Linked DNA regions of Homo sapiens: region 1 is linked to region 2. A link is an interaction called in ENCODE POLR2A ChIA-PET data of the cell type or tissue named here. Cell type or tissue: PC-9. All regions are shown on one strand. Links, peaks and the distances in the headings refer to the core of each region. The heading gives the core; the rest is flanking DNA.

The links. Peaks named below come from ENCODE experiments on the same cell type or tissue, not always from the same donor. Only the 100,000 strongest peaks of a DNase experiment are listed, where the experiment ranks them.
Region 1: POLR2A ChIA-PET joins it to region 2 with 9 read pairs; 2 of 35 experiments call an interaction of 5 or more read pairs at or near these places.

What each region holds. Positions count from the first base shown.
Region 1 is chr14:74,644,740-74,654,703 of GRCh38, reverse strand. LOC105370567 (a long non-coding RNA gene) reads left to right here. Exons shown (of 2, transcript XR_007064268.1): 2 at 1,206-3,864. Among named protein-coding and RNA genes, the nearest start is that of LTBP2, 37 kb to the right of the region's middle. In PC-9, for the core only: no CTCF peak of the experiment used is centred there; a DNase peak (open chromatin) is centred at 4,853.
Region 2 is chr14:74,796,702-74,806,665 of GRCh38, reverse strand. YLPM1 (YLP motif containing 1) reads right to left here. Exons shown (of 21, transcript NM_019589.3): 5 at 6,969-9,086; 6 at 3,990-4,110. Among named protein-coding and RNA genes, the nearest start is that of YLPM1, 38 kb to the right of the region's middle. In PC-9, for the core only: no CTCF peak of the experiment used is centred there; no DNase peak of the experiment used is centred there.

The DNA of each region.
Region 1 (9,964 bases), core at 2,117-7,116, 150 kb after region 2:
CTTCTGACTGGGATCACAGCTCTGGATAGGGGTTGGGTCAGGCCATCGCCTTTAGAAAACCAGTTATTTAGCCTCTCTTTCCAATGGGATTTCTCTGAAACCTTGTTCATGATGATGCCAACTTGTGTCTCCTTGAAAAATCAAAACAATGGAATTAAACTTGGGTGTTCTCCTATAGATCTAGCATTTTATGTCACAGTCAGGGTAGACAAATGTGCTGTTGGCTCCTGGCAGGCTCATGTGCAGCTCTGGAGATGTTCTAAAGTGGGTGCAGTCAACAGCCACCCATCTGCATACTCCGCAGTGGTCTGGTTTAACAATTCTGACCTATCATCCCTCTAAACCTTGAAAACTCTGTGGTCTTGGCGTCCAAGCCATGTCTTCCAGTAGACTCTCACACCCAGAATCAGCAAAACCTCTTTTGTCAGACCATATCTTGAGTTTAGGCTTCAAAAAAATGGCATCGTGGGTTAGCTTTGTGGGGCGGGGTGAGTAAAACTCCAGTCCTGACTTTTAGGGGTATGGCTGGTCTTGGGGGCTTGGCATGGTGGGAAGAAGGGGCCAAGATAGTGGTTGGCATGAGGATATGGAGAACTTTGGAAGCAGAGCCAGAGACTCTGAGGATTGAGGCCCAGGAAAGTTTGGCACGAGTAACAGCTGGGTATTTAACCAGGAACAGTCACTCTATTTTTCTGAGCCTTGGCGGTATGTCAGAGCAACAAGCAGCTCTAGCAGGGTCTACGTCCTTCCTATTGTCTCCACCCCAACCTCACTCATCGTCCCAAACATCTGCTTCCAATTCGGGCCCTTGCCTTCTTGTCTGATTCCTGTACAAACCGCGGGTGGCACGGGTGAGGGGCAGGTCTGCAGGTGTGGACTGGGGAAGAAGAGGAAGGCTCTGGAAGAAGCTGCTTACAGGTTTAGTTTCAGGTCCTGATGAAGGAGTAAGGATTTGATCTATTAAAAAATTTTATATTTGTGTGTGTGTGTGTATACAAAATGTAAACAGTAAGTTGTTTCACTTCCTGGGTAAAAGTAACAATCTGAGGGAGGGAATTGGGACCAGCTGGAGAAGTCTCTGCGCCATCACATGGCCTGCTTTTCAAAGGCAGCACAGAGTCACTCCAGAGGCAGCAAACTGAAGTGATTAGTGCCCACAAGGAGCAGCCGAAGGTGCTAATGAGGTATTAACACCGCTTCTCCAGCTAGCAGCTGTGGATACTCCGAACAGACCAGTGAGGCAGAGCAGCAAAAGCAGCCTGGAACTGGAGGCGGCCAGGAGAGGAGCAGCAAGCCGGTGCCCACAGTCAGCCACGGCACCCTCAGCAGGCCCATTAGGAGGAATTGAGAAGCTTCTCCAGTGTTTGCCCTAAAATCTCAATCCATTTTAAGTGACAGAAAGTGACAAAAAACACCCCAGAGGAAAATACTGGGGCCTAAGGGAGTAATCTCAGAACTCTTGTAATAATAATAATAATAGCAGCCAACATCTAATACATGCTTACTCTGTGCCAGGCCCTATTCTAAGCACTTTGTCTGTGTTAATTCATTTAATATTCACATCATTCTATAAGCTGAAGACAATCATTATTCCCATTTTACAGATGAGGAAACTGAAGTACAGAGAAGTAAGTTGCGCAGGATTACATGTCCAGTGGATGGATGTAGGTGTCAAATTGGCTCTGACACGTTTTCTCACACAAGCCCAAAGGAGGTGGAGTTAGGGGCAGGACAGACAAGTCTGGAGAACACTGGTAAGAGAGTTGCTAGTGTTCTGTTCATCCTCTAACCCAGGGAGACATTGTGTAGGTCTGTGACTTCTGGGACCCCAGGGAGCCAGTCTGGCCGGCACTTCTTTGTCCAGTCCTGCTGCCTGGTGCCTCCTGAGGTTTCTGTTTCCCAATCAGGGTACGGGTTCCATTCTCCACCTCCCTCTCCAGGGCAGGAGGCACCCTCCATCCCTCAATCCAAATAAGCTGGGAGAGATGCCTCAGGGAGTTGGCCAGGCTCCAGGCCCCTGATGGGAAGTGGAAGAAGACACTTACTAAAGGGCAAGATCTGGCCAAGACCTGTGGGCTACCAGGATCCCCATTAAACTTCAAAGCTGAGCGCTGAGGCCGAGCCCATCATTTGACTGGCAACTCAGGAGCTGGTTGGACAGACCAGCTCACCGTGGCGGGCCTCTGTCTTGCAGAGAAGCAACCGTGTGGATAGTGACAGGCCACAGGCCTCTTCCAGCTGTTGCTTCCAGGGCTGAGCCAGAGGCCACTTTCCATGGGCACAGCCCATTTTTACTAAGATGAAAGGTTCTAGGAGGCTTACCTGACCAGGCCAGAGGCCCAAGGACGGTGGCTGTGAAGCACCACCAGCTCTCAGTGAACGTGGTCTGAACCATCTCAGCTCGTTCCTGCCTTTGTTCCTTTACTTGTTCTGTGCACTCTGCAAGGAATGAGGCCCATCCCGTCCTTCCTCCCTGCTACCTCCCCATCCTTCAAACCTGGCTCGTGCCAGAGGATATGAGGATTAAATAAGAGAACTCATGAAAAGTGCCGGTACTGTGTCTGACACTAAGTGTAAAAAAAAAAATTAGTAGTTAGCAATAGTAAACCACTATCCACAGTTGTCTTTGGTTATGTTGTGGATTTGAATTTGGAAGATCTGGGTTCAAATTTCTGACTTGCCACTGCCTAGGTGTATACTCTGCATAAATTGCTTAGTCGCTCTTAACTTTAACTGGGAAATAGTGATTCTAACAACGTACAAGTGTACCCGACAGAGGGCACGTAAAGCTTAAATGAGACAATGGATGTGAATAGTGTTTTGTAAATCACAAAACATCCTCTTAATTCCAACATTGCCTCTCCCACGTCCACTGGTACTGACCTTGGCCTGACCTGGGTATAGCTAAATTCCTTTGCTCTTCCATTCAGCAAAGACAAACCAAGAATTTTTTCAGAAGAAACTTTGGTTTAAAAAATTAAAGGACTAAACTAAAGGAAAATGCAAAAGAAGAGGAGTGATTGGGCTTTTGGAATACTGATGTCTCCTGCTACTAAGTCCAACCTCAGGGGCCAAACTCACTGTCAGTTATGGCCATAGTTACCATTTGCTCTCCCTCCTCAGTCTTGCCAGGGTCTTCCTGACATGGATTCAGAGTTGAAGGGCACTGAGGAAATGAAGAGCCCAGAACAATTCTGAGCCACCCTCCTCCCTTACACACACACCCAGGATGTGGCTAAAACTTACAGACCTTAAAATATTATGTGCCCAAGCCTCACAGCAAGTCCAGCTACCAGAGGCCAGTTTCCTGAGAAGCTAATGAGGCTTACATTGAGGGCCGCTCACCTACAGGAGTTCCTTCCAAGGTCATATTTTTTTTCAAAGTCATAGTATTTGCTAAGGTAAAAACAACAAACAAACAAAAAAAACCAAAAAACTATAGCTAGGTGTGGTGGTATGCACCTGTAGTCTCAGCACTTGGGAGGCTGAGGCAGGTGGATCAATTGAGCCCAGGAGTTTGAGAGAGTAGTGCACTATGATCACACCTGTGAATAGCCACCACACTCCAGCCTGGGCAACATAGCAAGACCCTGTCTCCTCCCAAAAAAATTTAACTGTAGTCAGTCTCCACCCTGATTTCTTATCTGTCACACCTCCCTTCATGTCAGGCTGTGGTGAGGTGGCTGTGGCATTTGGGAGTATGACTAAAGGAATTTGAGTTGGGAATATACTCAGTTGGGCCTTCTGTAATATATTCATTTGGTTATGTTGGGAAAACACTCCGTTGGGTTGTATGTAATATGTGTATGTCATGTAGTATATTTATTGCTAACTGTCCTGATTATAAATGGCTTGTAGAAATAATTCCACCATACACTGTGCTGATTCACCTGACACAGTGGCAGGTGCAGGATCAGCAGCTGTCACATTGGGACCAGAAGTATGAAGACAGGAGAGGAAAAACAAGAGTTGAAATGTATGGAGCCAGGTGGGGTGTGGTGGCTCCCGCCTATAATCCCAGCACTTTGGGAGGATGAGGTGGGCAGATCACTTGAGCCCAGGAGTTCGAGACCAGCCTGGGCAACATGGTGAAACCCTGTCTTTACAAAAAATACAAAAATTAGACGGGCATGGTGGCAGGCGCCTGTAATCCCAGCTACTCATGAGGCTGAGGTGGGAGGATCACCTGTCACCTGAGCTTGGGAGGTTGAGGCTGCAGTGAGCCGTGCTTGTGCCACTGCACTCCAGCCTGGGTGACAGAGTGAGACCCTGTATATTAAAAAGAAAAGTATGGAGCTAGAAGCTAGTCTGTGAAAAAGCCTCTCAGTCCTCAGATGCTCAAAACCTACCGAGGTCTTCTGTTGCCTAAAGCTTACATAATTTTGGGATCCCTTTAAAAAAAAAAAAGAATACAAAATTAAATATGAAGGAAAATTTTGAAATAAGAAAAAAAAATCACAACAAATCCTAAAACTTAAAAAGCTGGCAAATACCACAAACATCATAAAGTCTAGACAAATAATCCAGACCTGCATCTTGGATGTGCCCTGTTGGCCGCCTGTGTGCCTGCCTCACCAGTCCACCATTTCATGGGAAGAGAGACGCTAAAGAATCATCTTCAGGATGACTGGAGTTTCCAGGAATAGAGAAGAATAACAATAATGAAATATGAATTTTATGCCCTTTTTTTGGCCTCCCTGTGCAGGTTCCTGGAGGGAGTACACAGTCCCGAAGGCAGCAGCTCAGACAGTTTCCTGAGTTGAGAGCCGAGAACTACATGCCAGGGGCCATCCAGGGTTCCTATGGTGCTGGCCTTTGCCATGTTCAAATACAAGGAGCACAGATTTCCTGAGTTAGAAGGCTATCTTGTTGTGACTAATTCCTTAGAAACTTGGGAGGACTTGCCTTGGCCCAAGGGCAGCTCTGCAGGAAGACAGGGTCACACAGCTTAGGAGACACCTCCTAATGTTTAGCATTTCCCAGTGTCTTAAGATGTTTTCCCCAAAAGCAGACCCAGCAAACAAGGGTTTGTGTGAAAGTGGTGATTTTTTCCCAAATCTTCCCAGGAGTAGGGGAAGGGGACTGAAAAGAGGAGGCCAAGCAAGGATACAATGTCAAGCAAAAGGCCACGAAGGGTAAGTGGCTCAGTCTGCAAGAGCTCTGGAGATGGAGGAGATATTTCTACCTCCACACTCAGAGTCACTGGTCAGGGGCTGCCTGTAGGGGCTCAGGGACGAAACCTCCCCGGCACTGGCCTGCCCTCCATGCAGGTGGCCAGAGCAGGTTCCAACAGCCTGAGGGCAGCCCGCTGACAAACAGGCAGGTGTGGGCTGTTGGGAGTGAACCATGTGTCCTGAAGTGATACGGGGATCGGAAGACATGGGGGCAGAGTGCTGACTGCGTCTGCTATCCTCCTGCCCTGTCTGCTCCTAACTGCTTTGGTTGTATGGTCCTCATTAGTGGCTTGTTATGACTAGGAGTTATCCTGTATTGATTATCTCATTGAATCCTCAAAGTAGCGCTGTTAGCACCCCCATTTTATGGGTGAAGAAACTGAAGCCCAGAGGCAGCTGCTGAGACCTGCCTGAGATCTCCCTCAGCTGCAAGCTGCTCTCTTCAGTCTTCCTGAAAGTTATTCCAGGTCTCAGCACCCTGTTTGTTTCTTGCACGAGCAGAGGCTCCCTGTCTGGTTTGTTCGCCATTCACACTCACTGCCTAACACAGCCTCAGGCATGTGTGAAAAAGATGCTCAATGCATAAAGGAACCTAGAACCAAGAGCTTAGCCTCCACACTAAATGCCAAGCCTCCTGGGATCATGCCTTACGGTATGGTGCCACAGTGATACCCCCTCAGTGCCGCCCAGTGCTGGGGACCGCAAGGTGCCTGTGGATCCTGGAATGAGTGCCTGCTGGGAAGGGAAAGCCCCTAAGCAGAGACTCGAGAGTGCCAGGGAGATGGGTCCCAGCTGCATTCCGACAGCAGCCTCCTCCATATCGGCAGAAGCGTTTGTGAAATTGTCCTCTAAATGATTCCAGTCTCCTGGGAATGGCAACATTCTATTTTTGGATGGTTTTTGGTGTGTCCCTCAAGTCCCCCCTAAAAGTTGTATAGCATTCACAGCCTGTGTACAAGTTTAGAATTAATTTGTGAGATTGCTAGTGGCCTCTGGAATGTGCCACAAATGGTCCCAAAATCCTGCCTGAGAGCTCAGAGAGCTGTGGACAGACCCAAAAAGGAAAATAAGACAACTGGATATAGAGCCCGTATCAATTGGATAAAGTATTTAGACTGTATACAAGCCAAAGAAAAAGCACATTTGCCTTTGGAGGCTGTCTGGGGCCCTGCAGGGGTTGAAAGGGAAGGGCTGCTCCTAGCTCTCTGGAGAGCAGTGGAGGATACAAAACATGCTCCATCCTGTCCTGCCTAGCCTTCACCTGGGCCCGTGTCCTTGGGGGTAATTGTGACCATGGTACCCAGCTGTGCTGCCTCTTCCTGGTGCTGGAGAGGGCTGGCTCCAGGCCAGGAAGGAGAGAAGGCCACACTGAATGAAACCTAAAGCTGGGTAGGGGCTGGGGCAGAGCTGCTCTTGCAGGCTTGGGAGCTCCAGGCTGGTTGCCACCTGCCCTCCCCAACTCAAACTAAATATCCAGCCCTGTGGGTAAGTGAGCAGTTCTTGGCCTCATCCTGCCCAGGCGTCTCTGGCTTGAAATCGCCTTCCTTCATGAAACTGGGGCTGCCGTCTGCCCTTGGACTGTTCTTCCCGTTCTTCACCCCAGGGGTTCAAGCTGATTGGCAGACTTATCCAAGCATGAAGGGTAGGGGCACTGGCCTTGGGCAGCAGCCAGGAAGAGGGAGGGAGGGAGAGGCACAGACCAAGGACAGACATGGAGTCAGAGAACGCCTGAGAGCAAGAGACAGTAAGACAGGCAGTGGTATGAAGACAGAGGGAGAGGGAGGCAGGGAGAGGAGGCATATCCTCCAAGAATGCAGAAGGAGTGCTTCATTGCCTAGAGGGAGGGGGAAGAAGGAGAAGGTGACAGCTGAGCAGACTGGGCTCTTAGCTGGGGCTCCCACAGTGTCTGAGCTGCCTCACCCATCTGCATTTTTCAGTGGAAGGCATGTGTTCTCCAAGGTGGGCCTTAGGTGCTGGAGCGGGGGCTTTCAACATCCCCACATCTGCTTCCCATCTGCATCCCCACTCATGGCGGATTTATATCCCAAGGCTTTCTCGCCAGAGCCACAATCCATTCAAAACAAACCGTGGTTTTTCATTTGTAGCTGCAAATCCATGGAGTCATCTTCAGCTCTCTTGGGTTGCCTGAGGCCCCACAGGGCTCCCGGCAGTGCCAGTGTGGATTCAGGATGGAGAGTCAATGGCAGAGGAAGGAGAAGGGAGTCGGGGGGGAAGAAAGAGGCCCTCTGCCTGTGACCTGCAGAGAACTTGAGTCCTTGCTGAAGGGCTTTGGGAGGCACCCCAAGTCCACTGGATCTCCCAGGTCCTTCCCCCGAGGCTGCACCTGGCGTGCTGTCGGCATGGCCAATTGGTCCTTTCTGTATCTGGGAAGTGGGGTGCTGAGGCAGAGCCACAACCGGCCATGTCATTGCAAGATGTGCAATGGCCTTGAAAATGGCGTTTGTATGTTTTTTTTATGTTTATGTTTTTTTTTTTTTCTTAGACTGAGTCTCGCTCTGTCACCCAGGCTGGAGTGCAGTGGCATGATCTCGGCTCACTGCAACCTCTACCTCCTGGGTTCAAGCAATTCTTCTGCCTCAGCCTGCCGAGTAGCCGGGATTACAGGCACGTGCCACCATACCCGGGTAATTTTTTATATTTTTGGTAGAGATGGGGTTTTACTATCTTGGCCAGGCTGGTCTCAAACTCCTGACCTCAAGTGATCCACGCCCCCCTTGGCCTCCCAAAGTGCTGGGATTACAGGCGTGAGCCACCGCACCCGGCCATGTGTTTTTAAAAAAAGTTTTAAAAAGCTAATAAATGGGTTCGATAAAACAACCCAGGCCCAAACTCCAGTTTTTTATGTAAACACAAGGCTTAGAGACTTGACAACATCTGTCTCCCTCCTGCCATTCTGCCATGGTGAGTGCCCCATCTTCCCTTCCCTGGGCTCAGGACCTATCCCCTCCAGGGTTTTTTTGACCCTTCTGCCACTCCGTCCCAGGCCTTTCACTGCCTCTCCTCATTAGTCTATTCATTTATTTATTCATTCACTTACTATTTTCAGCACCCATTCAATAATTCATTTATTCAACCACTCATTTCTTCATTCAGTGTTTATTGAGCACTGTGCTAGGCTTACAGCAAATAAGAGGCAAATCTTCTAGTGAATGAAAGATAGCTTGAGGGGAGAGAACAGCACAAGCAACGTCGTGAGTCAATGTATAATTAAGGGGCTTACGCAGTACATTCCCTAGGATTTTGGAAAAGAGAAATGGAAATCTTCCCAAAGGAAGTGGGAGTTTGGTGTCTCCCCGTCTGCTCTGAGGACATGGCTCTCTAACAGAACATAGAGGTGGGAGAACTCGAACATCCTTGATTCTGCCCTGAAGCCGCTCAGGCCTGGAGTTACAGGAAGACATGAGAGGCAGGAGATTAGGTAATAAAAAGGGGACCCTCCGCAGTGTGAGCTTCGGTGGGACTCCTGAGGTTGGGGGTAGCATTCTGCTGGCCATCTGAAACCACGCATCAGCCCCTCAGGCCTCTGGAGAGGAGGAGGCCAGACCACGAGGCGAAACAGAGCTGGGGATTCAGCCAGACTTGCCTGGGAAGAAGAGGCTTGGGCAGAAGAATATGGGAGGGAAGCCAGGTGAGCAAGAGGGAGAGGCTCCAGCTCTGTGGAGGACGGGGCAGGAATCTCCTTGAGAGGAAGTAAGGGGGTGGCCCGAGGTGGGCAGTGGGGTGGTGGTGGTGTGTATGTTAGGGGAAGGCAGGAAACTGAGAAGTACTAGAGCAAGACCAGGGGCTCAGGACACAGGCACAGTGGGGGAATCAGGACAAGCTCCTGCTTCCTGCTCAGCTGTCAGCTTTCTGAGGGATTGAAGTAAGCTCAGAACTCTCTCAGTAACAAGTAGTAGAAGGGAATTGACTGTCTCGTGTAACTGAGAAGTCAAGCCTGGGATGAACTTCGGCCCATTCTTGATTCAGGGGCTTGTACAACCCATCAGGACTTTCCCCTCCACTCCCGGCTCTGCCTTCAGGGGTGTTGGCTTTATTCTCAAGCCGCAAGCTCTTAGCTCACTGGTTTTACCATGAAAAGCCCCAGCTGCAAAATTCTCTCTAGTGCTGATTAGGTCTTGTGTCCTTGCCTGAACCAATCACTGTGGCTAGGGCAATACAGTTATTTGATTGACCAACGCATGAATCACATGATACCAGGGTGTGGGTCTACAGAGGAAAATGGATACTTATGTCAAGAGGGGTGAATGGTTTTGCTAGATGACAAAAATGCAGCTGTTCCTGTCCCCCTCTACTGTCTTAAAAAGTAGTGTAGTCTGTGGCCGGGCACATTGGCTCACGCCTGTAATCCCAGCACTTTGGGAGGCTGAGGCGGGCGGATCATGAGGTCAGGAGATTGAGACCATCCTGGCTAACATGGTGAAACCCCTTCTCTACTAAAAATACAAAAAAAAAATTAGCTGGGCATGGTGGCGGGCACATGTAGTCCCAGCTACTTGGGAGGCTGAGGCAGGAGAATGGTGTGAACCCAGGAGGTAGAGCTTGCAGTGAGCCAAGATGGCACCACTGCACTCCATCCTGGGCAACAGAGTGAGACTCCATCTCAAAAAAAAAAAAAAAAGTAGTGTAGTCTGTTATTTGGTTAGATTATTTTTATTCCAGAAGAATGTATGCTCTGTGAGAGCAGTGATGTCACTTTCGTTCACTGCTGAGATCCCAGGACTCGCAACAGTGTGTACTATGATGTAGATGCTTAATAAGCAATTGCTGAA
Region 2 (9,964 bases), core at 3,309-8,308:
ATTAAGTAGCTAATGCTTACGAGGCTATAGTATAGATGTTATACAATTATTTTTTTTCATTTATTTATTTATATATTTTTTTGAGACAGAGTCTCACTCTTGTTGCCCAGGCTGGAGCGCAGTGGCGCTATGTGCAACCTCTACCTCTCAGGTTCAAGCAATTCTCCTGCCTCAGTCTCCCTAGTAGCTGGGATTACAGGTGCGCACCACCTGGCGCGTGCCTGGCTAATTTTTGTATTTTTAGTAGAGGCGAGGGTTCACCATGTTGGCCAAGCTGGTCTTGAACTCCTGACCTCAGGTGATGCACTTGAGACAGAGTCTTGATCTGTCACCCAGGCTGGAGTGCAGTGGTGCAATCTTGGCTCACTGCAACCTCTGCCTCCCAGGTTCAAGCGATTCTCCTGCCTCAGCCTCACCTGTAACTAGGATTACAGGCACATGCCACCAAGCCCAGCTGATTTTTATATTTTTAGTAGAGACGGGGTTTCACCATGTTGGCCAGGCTGGTCTGGAACTCCTGACCTCTTGTGATCCACCTGCCTTGGCCTCCCAAAGTGCTGGCATTGCAGGCATGAGCCACCACACCCGGCCATTATACAACTATTATAGAGAGCTGTTTGGCTATGTGACAGGAATCATTTAAAAAGTATGCTTATTCTGGGCCAGGTGTGGTGGCTCATGCCTGTAATCCTAGCACTTTGGGAGGCTGAGGCAGGTGGATCACCTGAGGTCAGGAGTTCAAAACCAGCCTGGCCAACATGGTGAAACCCTATCTCTATTAAAAATACAAAAAAAATGAGCCAGGAATGGTGGCAGGCACCTGTAATCCCAGCTACTCAGGAGGATGAGGCAGGAGAATCACTTGAACCCGGGAGGTGGATATTACAGTGAGCTGAGATTGTGCCACTGCACTCCAGCCTGGGTGACAGACTACATTCCGTTTCAAAAAAAAAAAAAAAAAGTATGCTTATTCTTTGACTGAAGTGTCCCACTTTGGGACGTTAAAATCACTGTTGGCTGGGTGCAGGGGCTCACACCTGTAATCCCAGCACTCTGGGAGGACAAGGCATGAGGATCACTTAAGCCCAGGAGTTCGAGACCAGCCTGGGCAACAACGCGAGACCCTGTCCCTACTAACAATTTTTTTTTTTTATTATTAGCCAGGCGTAGGGTGTGTGCCTGTAGTCCCAGTTACTCAGGAGGCTGAGGTGAGAGAATCACTTGAGCCCAGGAGTTTGAGGCTCCAGTGAGCTATGATTGTACCACTGTATTCCAGCCTCCCAGGCAACAGAGCAAAAAAAAAGAGACAAAACAAAAACATAAAACTTACTCCTAAGAAGTTATTGGCCGGGTGCGGTGGTTCATGCCTGTAATCCCAGCACTTTCGGAGGCTGAGGCAGGTGGATCACCTGAGGTCAGGAGTTCAAGACCAGCCTGGCCAATTGGTAAAACCCTGTCTCTACTAAAAATACAAAAAATTTAGCCAGGTGTGGTGCCAGGCACCTGTAATCCCAGCTACTTGGGAGGCTGAGGCAGGAGAATCGCTTAAACCCAAGAGGTGGAGGTTTCGGTGAGCTGAAATCATGCCACTGCACTCCAGCCTGGACAACAGAGTGAGACTCCATTTCAAAAAAAAAAAAAAGGAAAAAAGAAAAGGAGTTATCTAAAATAAGAACCCAATACAAAGACATTCATTAGGGTAATATTAAGAATAACAGTGAAAGATTAGAAACAAATTCCAACAGAAATTGAATTAATTCAATAAATTATTGTAAATCAAAAAATAATATAGCATATAACAATATGGAAAGATGATTATGATTTGTTAAGCAAATAAAGCAGAAATGTGGATGTACAATCTGGCGCTTCTATTTACTAAGACACACAAAGATGAAAGATATAGTTATTATCTTATGGACTCAATTTAGAAAGAAAGACAAGAAAACAGACACTCAAAATGCAACATAATAAAGATGACAACAAAGACTAGTACAAGATGTTACAGGGTATGTACAAGGGTAATTGCCCTACATAGGTGGAAGAGAAAATAGTAGAGCTGAGTTGTAAAAGATAAACAAACATTAGCCAGTTGCAGGAGGGGATGGGAAGGCAAAGAAAAGACTCTAGGCTTAGAGAACAACATGCATACGCAAAGGAATGAAGAAGTAAAAGAATCTAGCACATTCACAAAATTGTTAAGTAGCTCTATGTGGAGGGAAAATGAAGCATCAGAGAGTGGAGTAGCAAGCAATGGTCAGCAGAGGTCAGGCCAGCTCAGGAAGAACAAGAAAGTCATGCAAGAGATTCTAAATTTCATCCTGAAGGCATGGGAGAACATTGAAGTTTTAAAGCCAGGTAGCCACATGGTGAGATTTGTTTTAAAATGTCCATCTGGCCACAAATCACATCGACGCTGCCTGAAGTGGAGTATAGGGGTAGTCCCAATCTCAAAAGGGCATGAGAGAACTTTTTAGGGTGATGAGAATTTTGTTTTGTTTTGTTTTGATTTTGAGATGGAGTTTCGCCCGTTGCCCAGGCTGGAGTGCAATGGCGCGATGTCGGCTCACCGCAACCTCTACCTCCCGGGTTCAAGTGATTCTCCTGCCTCGGCCTCCTTAGTAGCTGGGATTACAGGCATGCGCCACCACGCCCGGCTAATTTTGTACTTTTAGTAGAGACGGGGTTTCTCCAAGTTGGTCAGGCTCATCTCAAACTCCCGACCTCAAGTGATCCACCCGCCTTGGCCTCCCAAAGTGCTGGGATTACAGGTGTGAGCCACCGCGCCTGGCCGAGAATTTTTTTATCTTTTGGTATACATCTGTCAAAACTCGAACTATAGGCTTAAAATGGGTGTAATTATACTTGAGAATTTGATTCAAAGGAGGTAAAATCAATCAGCAGCAGGGTAGGACAAATCAGCAAGATGGAGCAAGATGGAGGGTTGATTTTCAGGTTTCAAGTTAGGGTGACTAGGTGATGGTGAGGAAAAAAGACAATTTAATGGGGTATGATAACGAGCCCCATTTTGAATATGCTGCATTTGACAGGAGTCACATCCACAGACAGAAACCCTGCAGACAGGTAGATGCGTACAAAGGTCAGGAGATCCGATCTGGGGAGTCAACAACACCATGGTGGTCACTGATGTCAACAACTATGTCTTACTGTTAAGTATTAGACCAGGATGGAAGGGAACACTGAGAAATGAAAAGTGTTAATTTGATGAAATGGTTCAGTAGAGGTTCAGTAGAGCTGTTTTCTTCATTATGCTGTCATAAAACTACCTGCAAGATAACATTTTAAACATTTGAAAAGCCCATTACTGGCTTAAAGGTAAAATAACAAAAATAAAAGAAGTCCTGGCATGCTCTTGGGAAAAAAAGGAGAACTTAATTACTCAAGTCTTTAACATAAACACCCCTTTTCATACTGCCTGAACAGTTCTGAAGTATGTACTGGGGTATGACATTTCCCCATCTGAAGGACTAGTAGCCTGAAGAGGTAGGAAGCATCACGAGGCCCACATCTAGCCCTGCCTAGATGGAAAACAGGACTTTTTTTTTTTTTTGGTAGAGATAGGGGTCTCACCATTTTGCGAAGGCTGGTGTCAAACTCCTGGGCTCAAGCAATCCTCTCGCCTTAGCCTCCCAAAGTGCTAGAATTACAGGTGTGAGCCACTATGCCCAGCCAACAGGACTATTTTAACATAAAAATTATTAGAAAAATTCTACCATTTTGTGAACAGAAGCTATGTAGTTCAGGTGTACTTGGTGTACTTATCAAAATCTGGGGAAAAGGAGCATCTCTACCACACTTTTGAACATGCTTTTAAGGTGTTCAAAGTTCAATTACCATAAACTTTTAAGTTTCCAAAATTTACATTTTATAGAGGAAATTTGTTATTTATTCAACTTCTAAAAAAAATCAAACAACATAGAAACATACAAAGTAGAAACCATTTCATTTTCTGAGCACACATTCTCCCATACCGGATACATTCCAGGTCTTGAAGATGTATTCTGCAATCTTGATTCCTGAGGTGGTAGATGGTCAGCCATCTGTGGCTCAGACCCGAAGTCTTTCATCTTTTGAAGCTGTTCTTTCTGTTCCCTGCAAACAAATAAAATTGACATAGTACATAAAGCATGCTTATTCCATTCCTAAGTGACTACAATTAATATTTAATTAAAAAAAGGAGACCTAAAAAATCCTTGTCCTAAAATTCTCTGCAGTGGCCATACACTGAGCAGCTCCAGGATTACCCTCTTTTGCTTTTATGTAGCTAACTCATCAGTCATTTAAGACATATAAATAATTATAAATTATTGAAGATATTCAAGAATAGATTCTACAACCTGCCTCAGTTGTTTTCTACTATCTCATCTACTTGTTATGTTTTTCTTTAATCCAACCAAAAGCTCTCTTGCTATTTTTTTTTTTTTTTTTTTGAGACAGAGTCTCACTCTGTCGCCTGGGCTGGAGTGCAATGGCGCGATCTCAGCTCACTACAACCTCTGCCTCCCGGGTTCAAGTGATTCTCCTGCCTCAGCCTCCCGAGTAGCTGGGTCTACAGGCATGCACCACCGCGCCCGGCTAATTATTTGTATTTTTTTAGTAGAGACGGGGTTTCACTATATTGGCCAGGCTGGTCTCGAACTCCTGACCTCATGATCCGCCTGCCTCAGCTTCCCAAAGTGCTAGGATTACAGGCGTAAGCCACCACGCCCGGCCTATTTTTTTCAACTCTTTAGACCAGAGGTTGCAAAATGGTGGCCCATGGGCCAAATATGGCCTAAAAAGGTTTTCAAAATGTGGCTTTCACATCAGTTTTTAAAATTTGAAATTAGCTGTCATATTTACAAAGCAAAATATTTCATATATAAATTCAAATCTTAAAGAGATATGGTAACACCAGGCCTACATTCCCACATGCCAACAATCAGCTGAGTGCAGTAGAGGCTGCCCATGTTAGATGAAACAACCTGTCACAATCTTCACCGTACTCTACAGAGTTATACTTGGCCCACTTTCACTCATTTTTGTTATCTGATTCTTGGGGACATTTTAATTTATGGCCCCTGCTGTAGATGGTGAGAACAACTGTCAGTCTATACCTTTAAAAACAACATTTCATATTCCTGAAGATAATTATGTAATCCTTCGGTTTTTTCTTTAAACTGACGAAATTCCTTTTACTTTTTTTCACAATGCCTACCTTAAACATAGGTAAAATCCACTACAATTTCTTAAGACCTTTTACAATTTTCTCCTTACATTAAAGTGACCCAAATGAGGGTCCACAAATGAGGGACCACAAAGTAAGGGTCAAGTGTGTAAGATTATTTACTGCTCAGGTAAATCCCATCATCACATCCCTTATGATACTCCTTACGACTTTACACTGACACAACATAAACGACTTGTATTCGGCTATGACATTATCCATCACTCCCTATATATTGTTTAATTATGTTCATGTTGCCTAGAAAGCTTTAAAAAAGGATGAAGCAGCAGCAGCACCTTTTATCCAGCATTACCATGCAAAGCAATAACGAATTAAAAAGAAATTTAAAAAGGAAAAAAAAAGAAACCTTGGCAGCTTAACAACACCAATCAGCTTGGTATTCTCCATAAATAACACAGATTTTAGAGTTTTAGACAGATTGAGTTCAAAGGCCGGGTTTGCCACTTACTAGCCAAGGGAACTTAACCTCTTTGAACTTTAGTGTCATTTGTGAAGTGGGGATAATACTACCTTATCTTTGCAGGCCTTTGAGATAGACAGACTGACATAATATACACTCAATTATTAGCAAGTGCCCAGTTACACGGTAGGTGTTAAAATTAAAGGTGTCTATAACTTAAAAGTGAATAGTGTAGTAGCTAAATATTCTATAGCATGCTTTCCACATTTTCTTCATGAGTAATCTGGAAAAAATAAACCTCTTAGCTATAGACCATACAAACCTGCCGTATCTGGTCTTTCATCATTACCTTTTCTTCACCGTATTTTTCTTTCCTAGTTCTAAAGTTTAAGTTATAATTTATTGTTAAGATCCACAAATGTAAACCAGAATTGAAAAATGGAAGAAATACATTGGAATTTATCAAAACCTAATCATTAATTGACTTTCTCAAAAAAATTGCTTTAAAAAAGTTTTCAATCTGTCACTGACTTCTAAATTCCTATCCCAAGATACAGCTGGTTTAAGGATTAAATGAGTTTATTATACACAACACACTTAGTACAGTTCCTGGCCCGGAGTAAGCATGCAATAAATGTTAGCTTTTGTTATTGTTGTTACCACAAGAAAAGAGGAAAATTATGTAGATACCTATACACAGTTGATTGTAAGTCAAGAAATCCTATTTTCCATTTCACAAAGAAAACATTTGGTTATGTAGAAACAAATAACATCCTCAAGGAGAAATATCTGCTTTTAGTTATAATGAAAGATAAAACATCCCCAAAAGAAAGTATCAATAGTTAAGACAAATCTGAGGATGCTCCTAAGCAAACCATTCTTAGCTTCAACAAAGAAAAATACAGCACTTTCCAAAGTTTTATCAATGATTAGTGAATATAAAGTCTATCAGATCTAATACCAAAGAACAAACTGATTACTGGAAAAAATGAAGGTTACACATGAACCCTGTGAAATCCAGAGCACTGAAAAGTTGAAGTTTGACACTTGAAACATGCACAGGCATGGCATGCCAGCAACACTTCTACAAAGGCCAAGACAGCAATCAATTTTCACATCTTAGGGCATAAGTTTATCATTAACACAGTTCCTAAATACCCATTCTAACCCTAAAACAGCACTGAATGACCAGAAATATAAATTAAAAGTATGTGATAAGAACTTGAAGTAAAATGATTCCATTCAAATATATCATATCACTTTAAAAAGAGCAGTCTGAATGTGGTTTTTATTAAAAGAAAGGATCTGAAGGAGTCAACTTACCGAAGCATTTTCAGTTCTTGTGCAGCTTTCAAAATGATTTCATGCTGCCTCTGACTGAGAACCATTACCCCTCCAAGGCCTTGGTCAGAGTCTAAGCTTGCATCGGACCCCATCATTTCTGAGGAATGATGTGAGGAGGGCATATGTTCCGCCATGGGGGAATGTCTATCCACATCAGATGGGTACCATCTGTCTGACAACCGTTCTCTTTCCCAGTCCATTCTGTCAGGAACATAATCTCGCTTTTCCCGCCATGTATCTCCTCTTTCTGGATACTCTCGAATCCTCAACTCACCCCTATCACGGAAATCTCGATCATACCCATGCTCTCGATTTCTTTCTTCTCTCCATCTATCATCCCGATATCTATCCAAAGGTGGAAGAGGTGGGAGGGGCGGTAAAGGTGGAAGAGATGGAATATCCCGTTCACGAAACTGTGATTCTTGTTCATCCAGTGGTCTCCCATAATCTCTGTCCCACTCATTATCCAAACTTCTATCATACATATCCATAGGTCTTGAAATCCGATCCACATCCCTGTCCATGTCCCTTTCCATTTCCCTATTGTAGTCCTCATCCATATCCTGGTCTCTCTCCCAATCATCCCACCAAGGGCCTCGCCTATCTCCATCATGAGACCGAGATGGTGGTGCTGAGAACCTGTCCTCTCTGTTATAGAGCTCTAGTGTATCATCTTGATAGTCACGTTCACATTCTCTCCAGTATCTCTCTCTATCCCAGTCATCGAGTCTTTCTCGTTCCATTGGAGCATTTCTACCATCTAATGGAAACTCTTCATGCCCTCGCTCTTCTCCATGGTTCCATGGAGCCCTAGGAGGCTCATCCCGGTGATATGGATACATTTTTTCCCCACCATCTCCTGGTTCTGGTCTGAATGGACCTCTATCACGACCAAAATCTGATCTTCCCAGTCCCCTTTCTCGACTGCCAGGCCCTCGAGGTGGTCCTCTCTCCCTGCTCCCAGCTCTTCGGGGTGGTATTCTCTCTCTACTCCCAGCCCTTCGAAGAGGTCCCCTCTCCTGACTGCCAGCCCTCCGAGGTGGTCCCCTTTCTCGGCTGCCAGCTGCACCCCTGTCCTGGCTCCCTTGAAGACCACCTGGCACTTTCTCCCGACTGCTTCCAGGCCTCACCAACCCTCTGTCCCGGCTACCTTCTCCTCTGTTCATCTTCTCTCGACTATCTTCTCTTCTACCCATCATCTTATCCCGAAAGTCTTCTTGCTTGACCAATCCTGGGCCTCGACTGATTGCCTGGCCGCGACCTCTGTTTACTAGACCTTTATCCCGTGTGTCTTCCATTCTGCTTTGCCCAGGACCTCTGTAAGATGAGCTGTTGCCTCTATTGCCTTCTAATCTATTATCTCTATTATCTGGCCGAGGCAGGCCTTTATCTTGGTTGTTTTCTGAATGGGGTAGACCAATACCCACAGGTTTAAAATCATTATCTGCTGTTAATGATGATGTTGCTACTGCTGTTCCTCCCTCCATCCCCCCTGTTTTTGAAGGAAAAGTAGATTGAGCAGGTACAGGCTTATTCGCAAGGGGTACAGGCTGAGTAACAGCTTGGGCTTTGTCGATTTGAGTCTCCATACTTTGAACATTCTGGTCCCAATTAGAGGGCTCTACGGGCCCTTCCGAGACTTCACTTTTAGGTGGCTCTTGTTGAGAGTCGCTTAGATTCTCATTTGACTGAGCCGCCTTGACATCCTTTACATCTGCAGCAATGGAAAATGCAGCTGATTGCATTTTAAAATTCTTCTGCTGGTTACTACTGGTGTCTGCTAATGGTTCTTTGTTTCCTGAAAGAGGTTCTGCTTGTGACTTAGGTTGCTGCTGATGCTGCTGTCCAAAAGCTGGTTTGGGGCCTTTCCACTGTGGTCCACTCTGTCGAGGACTTAGGGATGTACTGGGGGTAATATAAAATTGAGATGCTGGCCCCCGGGGAATCATTCCCCACTTGCTTTTAGTGCCCTCTGCTGGGTGACCTTCATATCTGGGTCTTGGCCCATCGGGGCGATTTCCTTCAAAACGAGGCCCTTTGGGTCTCGGTCCTTCACACCTTGACCCTAAATCCTCAAATCTTCGAGGACCATCAAATCTACAAGTAAAACAAAAGATATTACTCAAGACAGTAAAGCAGAAAAAAAAAATTCTCCATGTAAGAATATTTAAGGCACTCTTGCCTTAGAATTTGTTTACAACAATGACTCTTTTCAGTCATTAAATTAATCCTGAGTCACCAATATCTTAGAACCAGTATGTTAAGGTGGCAGTGCTCAGAAGGTCTTAGGACAGGCTTTGGAAATCATGTCAGTATTATCTAACTTACTTCAACACATCTCCTGCCGCAAGTCACTGATATACTGAACGGTTAAAAAGCAATTACAGGCCTGGCGCAGTGGCTCACACTTGTAATCACAGCACTTTGGGAGGCAGAGATGGGCAGATCACCTGAGATCAAGAGTTCAAGACCAGCCTGGCCAACATGGTGAAACCCTATCTCTACTAAAAAAAAAAAAAAAAAAAAAATACAAAAATTTAGCCAGGTGTGGTGGCAGGTGCCTGCAAATCCCAGCTGCTTGGGAGGCTGAGGCAGGAGAATCACTTGAACCTGGGAGGCAGAGGTTGCAGTGAGCTGAGATCACGCTATTGCACTCTAGACTGGGTGACAAGAGTGAGACTCCGTCTCAAAAAAAAAAAAAAAAAAAAGCAATTATAAATACTGTGCCTTAGGAGACAGAAAAGGCTGCTCATTTTAAAGAGAAAAAAATTAACAAATTCCATAACTAACTCTGAGCACTTCTGGAATTAAATTGTAACTAAAAACTAAATATGAAAAGACTAACAAGAAAATATAGGATGATTATAAATATTGTTAGAGCTAGCACTAACATTTTGATTGACAAAAGTTAAAAAAAAAAAAAAAAGAAACAGTAGCCCTATCTTAAGAGTAGGTTCTGACATTTTAAAAAGTCT